2 separate regions of the Homo sapiens genome follow, and region 1 is linked to region 2. Evidence: read pairs that join two places in POLR2A ChIA-PET (ENCODE). Cell type or tissue: B cell. All regions are shown on one strand. Each heading gives the region's core, and the rest is flanking DNA. Links, peaks and the distances in the headings are about the cores only.

Region 1 (2,920 bases), core at 320-2,819, 230 kb after region 2:
TTCTATATATATAATATATAGAAAATTCTAAGGAATAGACACACACCTAACATATTATTATACACACACACCATATTAGAACTGCATAAGTTCAGCAAGGTTCCAGGCTATAAGATCAGTATAGAGAAATCAACTATTTCTATATCTTTGAACAAATAATTCAAAATGAAACTAAGAAAACAATTTTATTTATTTATAATAGCATTAGAACAAAATACTTATGGATAAATTGAACCAAAGAAATGCAAAACTTACACTCCAAAAACTTAAATAATTGTTGAAAGAAATTAAAGAATAAGTAAATGGAAAGAATCCAATGTTTATGGTCTGGAAAAGTTAATATTATTAAGATGGAAGTAGTCCTAAATTGATTTACAGATTGAATGCAGTCCCTATCAGAATTTCAGGTAGCTTCTTTACGTAAATTGACAAGTGAATCTTGAAATTCATATGGATGTTCAAGGGACTTAGAATCACGAAAACAATCTTGAAAAAGAACAGTGTTATAGGACTCACAGTTCTTCAATTTGAAAACTTACTGCAAAGCTACAGTAATCAAGAAAGTAAAATACTGGTGTAAAAAGAGACATAGGTTGATGGAATATAGCTGAAGTTCCAGAAATAAACCCTCACATGTATGTATGGTCAGTTGCCTTTCAGTGTGAAGACCATTTAAGATAGTCTTTTCGGCCGGGTGCAGTGGCTCACGCCTGTAATCCCAGCACTTTGGGAGGCCGAGGCGGGCGGATCACGAGGTCAGGAGATCGAGACCATCCTGGCTAACACGGTGAAACCCCATCTCTACTAAAAAAATACAAAAAAATTAGCCAGGCGTGGTGGCGGGTACCTGTAGTCCCAGCTAGTCGGGAGGCTGAGGCAGGAGAATGGCGTGAACCCAGGAGGCGGAGCTTGCAGTGAGCCAAGATTGCGCCACTGCACTCCAGCCTGGGCAACAGAGTGACTCTGTCTCAAAAAAAAGAATAGTCTTTTCAACACGTGCTGGGACAACAGGCTAGCAATAATAAAAAGAATGAAATTGGATACTTCCTCAAATCATACATAGAAATGAACTAAAAATGGGTCATAAACCTAAATGTAAGAGCTAAAACTATAAAGCACTTAGAAGAAAACATAGGAGTAAATCTTCATGACTCCGTGTTAGTTAGGCAAGGCCTTCAAAAAAAGCAACAAAAGCACAATCAACAAAAGAAAAAGTAGATAAGTTGGATTTAGTCAAAAGAAAGAACTTCTGAAATTTAAACCATCAAAAAAGTGAAAGGTCAATCGACAGATTGGGAGGAGATATTTGCAAATCATATCTTAAAAAGGATTTGTACCCAGACTATGTAAAGTACTCTTACAACTCAGTAATAAAAAGGCAACCCATTTTTAAAATGAGCAAAGGCTGTAAATCAGTAGTTCTTCAAATAAAATGTTCAAATGGCCAAAAGCTCATGAAAAATGCTCAACAGCACTAGCTGTCAAGGATATGCAAATCAAAACCACAAGGAAATAACACTTCATACTTACTAGGATGGCTATAATAAAAAAAAATAATAACGAGTTAGTGAAGATGTGGAGAAAGTGGAACCCTCAGACACTGTCAGTTAGAATATAAAATTGTGCAGCTCCTTTGGAAAACAGTTTCACAGCTCCTCAAAATGGCAAACCATATGAGTTACCATATGATACAGCAGTTGCACTCACGTATATACCTAAGAGAAATGATGTCCACATGAAAACTTGCACATGAATGTTCATAATAGCATTTGCATAATAGCCAAAAATACGGAAACAAATGTCTATCAGTCTATGAATTGAGGGCTGAGCGCAGTGGCGCACGCCTGTAATCCCAGCACTTTGGGAGGCTGAGGCCGGCAGATCACTTGAGGTCAGGAGTTCGAGACCAACCTGGCCAACATGGGGAAACCCCGTCTCTACTAAAAGAAATACAAAAATTAGCTGGGCGTGGTGGCACATGCCTGTAGTCCCAGCTACTTGGGAGGATGAGGCAGGAGAATCACTTGAACCCAGGGAGGCAGAGGTTGCAGTGAGCTGAGATTCTGCTGCTGCACTCCAGCCTGGGCAACAGAGCGAGACTCCATCTCAAAAACAAGAAAAAAAAATTATGAATTGATAAATAAAGTATGGTATATCCATACAATGGAATTTCATTTGGCAACAGAAAACAATGAAGTACTGATATATGTACAACACAGTTGAATCTTGAAACCACTCTAGAAGAGAAACCAGTTGTGAAGGAGCATAGATTGTATTATTCCATTTATATGAAATATCCAGAATAAGAAAATGTATAGAGACAGAAAGTAGATTAGTGGTTGCCTAGGGCTAAGGGGTTGAGATGGGGTTTCTTTTTGGGATATGAACATGTTCTAAAATTGATAGTGATGATGGTTGCACAACTTCATGAATATACTAAAAACCATTGAATTGTGTATTTAAATTGGTGTAATGTTTGGTTTGAGACTTATCTCAATAATTGTGAAATTATAGCATAGTGTGAAGATTAACACTATTCAAAGTCTATCATTTAGCAGGTGGAAGACCTAGGATGAAAACTCATAGCAGCCAGTATTTCCTGTTATCATAACAGAGGACTTTGCTATTTTTTTTTTTTTTTTTTTCGGTTTAACACAAATGAACTATTACCAGTTGTCTTTATTTAGGGGCGGTGTTACACAATACAATATAATTAAATGTATAATGAAAAAGACAATCCGCCTGCCTCAGCCTCCCAACGTGCTGGGATTACAGCCATGAGCCACTACACCCGGCCGAATTACGTTCCTTCTAATTAGCACTAGACTCTGCTATATTTAACAGAAAATAACAGAGGCTGAAACAGGTAAAGATTATTCTCTCATATGAAGTTATTAGGCTAGGCAAATCAGGCTAGCAC
Region 2 (2,920 bases), core at 168-2,667:
GTTGAGGAGTAGAAAAATAACGGTGATTACTTCATAAGACTTGTGGGGATTAAATGAATCAATTCACTCAACAGAATAATGCCAGGCACATAGAAATGGTAGCTATTATTCATGGTTTTTTGTTTGTTTGTTTGTTTGTTTGTTTGAACACACCCCGAGAACTGTTGCCTAAGAAAGCCTTCCTGGGCATTGAGCTGAAGAGAGCTCAGCTCACAGGATTATTGGAAGGGACTTCAAGGGACCAGTAATATCCCAGGCCCTTTCCAGTCTGCCTTCCTAGACTAAGAAGTATAGGAGACTCTGCTGGAAAAGCCACCTTTTCTAGAGTTTGTATTATAGCAACTCAGGCTTCTTTGGGTATGTTGCTGATGCAAAGTAATATTGATATAGCAAGAAAAAAAAATCTGGCAGTGGAGTTTCCTCTTCCAGAGACAAGACAACAGCCTCCCTTTCTTCCCATAATTTCTCGTCCCTCCCCCAAGAGCTCCATGTGCTCCAGCTACAGCCACCTGCATCCCTTTCTTCATTAAGCTCATCCTCCCTGTCATAGCTCCTCTTCAGATATACTGCTCCCTCTGTCTGTATTGCCTGACCCTCTGGAAAACTCCACTTTCTCTGTGTAGCTCAGCTTTTCACCTCTCTGAGGCGCTCCCCAGCCCTAAATCATAAACTAGTAAATGGCAGAGCCGGGCCCTGCATAGGGTTTGTCTAATTCTAAAGTCTACATTGCTACTTCTGCTAAGTGTGTGCTCTTGGGCAACAAATACACTTAACCTGACAGGCTTCAGTGTCCACATAGACATCATAAGATGAAGGAATTAGACTTGATGATATCTAGGGTTCCCTTCAGTTGTGTTGTCTTAATCAAAAACAACAACAAAAACAATTGCTTACATTGTATATGGCTTTATAATGTCCTTTCCAAAACATTATCTCAGACAGGTGACTTTTGCTATTCTCTTGTCACAAGATAGCTCTATCCAATCACAGAGGAAAGTTCCTATATTCATTTCTTCTTTTCTTTTCTTTCGTTCTTTTTATTATTTTGAGACGGAGTCTCGTTCCGTTGCCCTGGCTGGAGTGCAATGGCACAATCTCGGCTCACTCTAACCTCCACCACCCGGGCTCAAGCAATTCTCCTGCCTCAGCCTCCAGAGCAGCTGGGATTACAGGCGCTTGCCACCATACCCGGCTATTTTTTGTATTTTTAGTAGAGATGGGGTTTCACCATGTTGGCCAGGCTGGTCTTGAACGCCTGACCTTGTGATCTGCCCACCTCAGCTTCCCAAAGTGCTGGGACTATAGGTGTGAGCCACCGCACCCAGCTTTTTTTTTTTTTTTTTTTTTTTTGAGACAGAGTCTCTCTGTGTCACCCAGCTGGAGTGCAGTGGTGCGATCTCGGCTCACTGCAACCTTCACCTCTCGGGTTCAAGTGATTCTCCCTCAGCCTCCCGAGTAGCTGGGATTACAGGCGCATGCCACCACACCTGGCTAATTTTTGTATTTTTAGTAGAATTGGGGTTTCGCCATGTTGGCCAGGCTGGTCTCAAACTCCTGACCTCAGATGATCCACCCACCTTGGCATCCCAAAGTGGTGGGATTATAGACATAAGCCACCATGGCCGGCCTCATTTCTTCCTTTCACCTGAGCTTGAAATTAGATCAAACTACTTTTCTTATGAATCAGAGACCAAGATAATGGGGTTACAAGTTACCAATCAGAAGGCCAGATGATTTCTGTTTTGACCAGTTCAACTTCCATGCAAACTGGTCAGCAGCAAGAACAATTTCTTGGATGACTCAATTACTCAGCATTCTTAATCACCCCTGAACTTGATCCTCTGCTTTTCTTTTTGTGTTTCTTCTCCAAATACCATGAAGAGGAAAAGGCAATGCCTTTTTCACATGGACCTTGTTTTGACTTTGTTTCCAAAGAGACCAACCTCCTTCTCCCCATCTAAACCAAGTCTTTGAGCCTGCCCTGGCCCCTTCTCTTTCTGAAACAGGTAATTCAAGCAAAAGGATTCAAAAGATAGACCTTGTCAATTTCAAATCTATTTCTCATCTAGACTACTTGTCTTCTCTATTTTGCAGCTAGCTGTATGTTTGAGATCTCATAAACTGAAATTATCCTGGGCTGTCACAATTTCAAGTATTTTTATTCTCTTTACATGAATGTGGTTGTTTAGTGAATTCATAATTGTAGCTTGCTTTTTATTATTTGTTTATATCCAATTCATTCTCCACCACACAAAAGATTTAAACTGCCTTACAAAAACGCACAGATTATAGGAGGAATAAATTTTAAGTAGGCAAGAAGAATAAAGCAAAGAGAAATTAAGAAGAAGATTTTAGTTTTCTGGGTTTTTGTTTTGTTTTGTTTCGTCTTTTTGAGACAGGGTCTTACTCTGTCACCCAGGCTAAAGTGGAGTGACATAACACTTATAGTTTTTATATTGTCATCACCACATCAAGCAATTAAGGTTCACAATAGGAAAAACTCATGATTCAACAAAAATGAAGAAACAACTCCTAATCTACTGTATACAAATAAGGTGTGCACTGGAGCTTATCAATTACAGTAAGCTCTTTTGTGGTTTCTTAGTGGAGCATTGTATAATGGAAAAACCATTGACTTTTTTTTTCAGGCAGCCACTGAATCAGAATAGGTTCAGAGAGACTCCTGAAAAACCACTGACTTTGAAATCAGATTCCCAACTTTGAATCCATGCATACTATGGTGATAATAATACCTACCTCAAAAGATCATTGTGGAGAAAAATACGACAGTGTATATAAAAACCTAAACATAGTACAAGGCAAGTAGTAGTTTCTTTTCTTTTTTTTTTTTTTTTTGAGATGGAGTCTTGCTCTGTCACCCAGGCTGGAGTGCAGTGGTGCGATCGTGGCTTACTGCAAA

What was found. Peaks named below come from ENCODE experiments on the same cell type or tissue, not always from the same donor. Only the 100,000 strongest peaks of a DNase experiment are listed, where the experiment ranks them.
Region 1: POLR2A ChIA-PET joins it to region 2 with 12 read pairs; 7 of 35 experiments call an interaction of 5 or more read pairs at or near these places.

Annotation. Positions count from the first base shown.
Region 1 is chr9:19,365,632-19,368,551 of GRCh38, forward strand. The region is part of intron 30 of DENND4C (DENN domain containing 4C); the gene reads left to right. Among named protein-coding and RNA genes, the nearest start is that of RPS6, 13 kb to the right of the region's middle. In B cell, for the core only: no CTCF peak of the experiment used is centred there; no DNase peak of the experiment used is centred there; H3K27ac peaks cover 286 bases.
Region 2 is chr9:19,135,718-19,138,637 of GRCh38, forward strand. No RefSeq gene overlaps it. Among named protein-coding and RNA genes, the nearest start is that of PLIN2, 9.7 kb to the left of the region's middle. In B cell, for the core only: no CTCF peak of the experiment used is centred there; no DNase peak of the experiment used is centred there.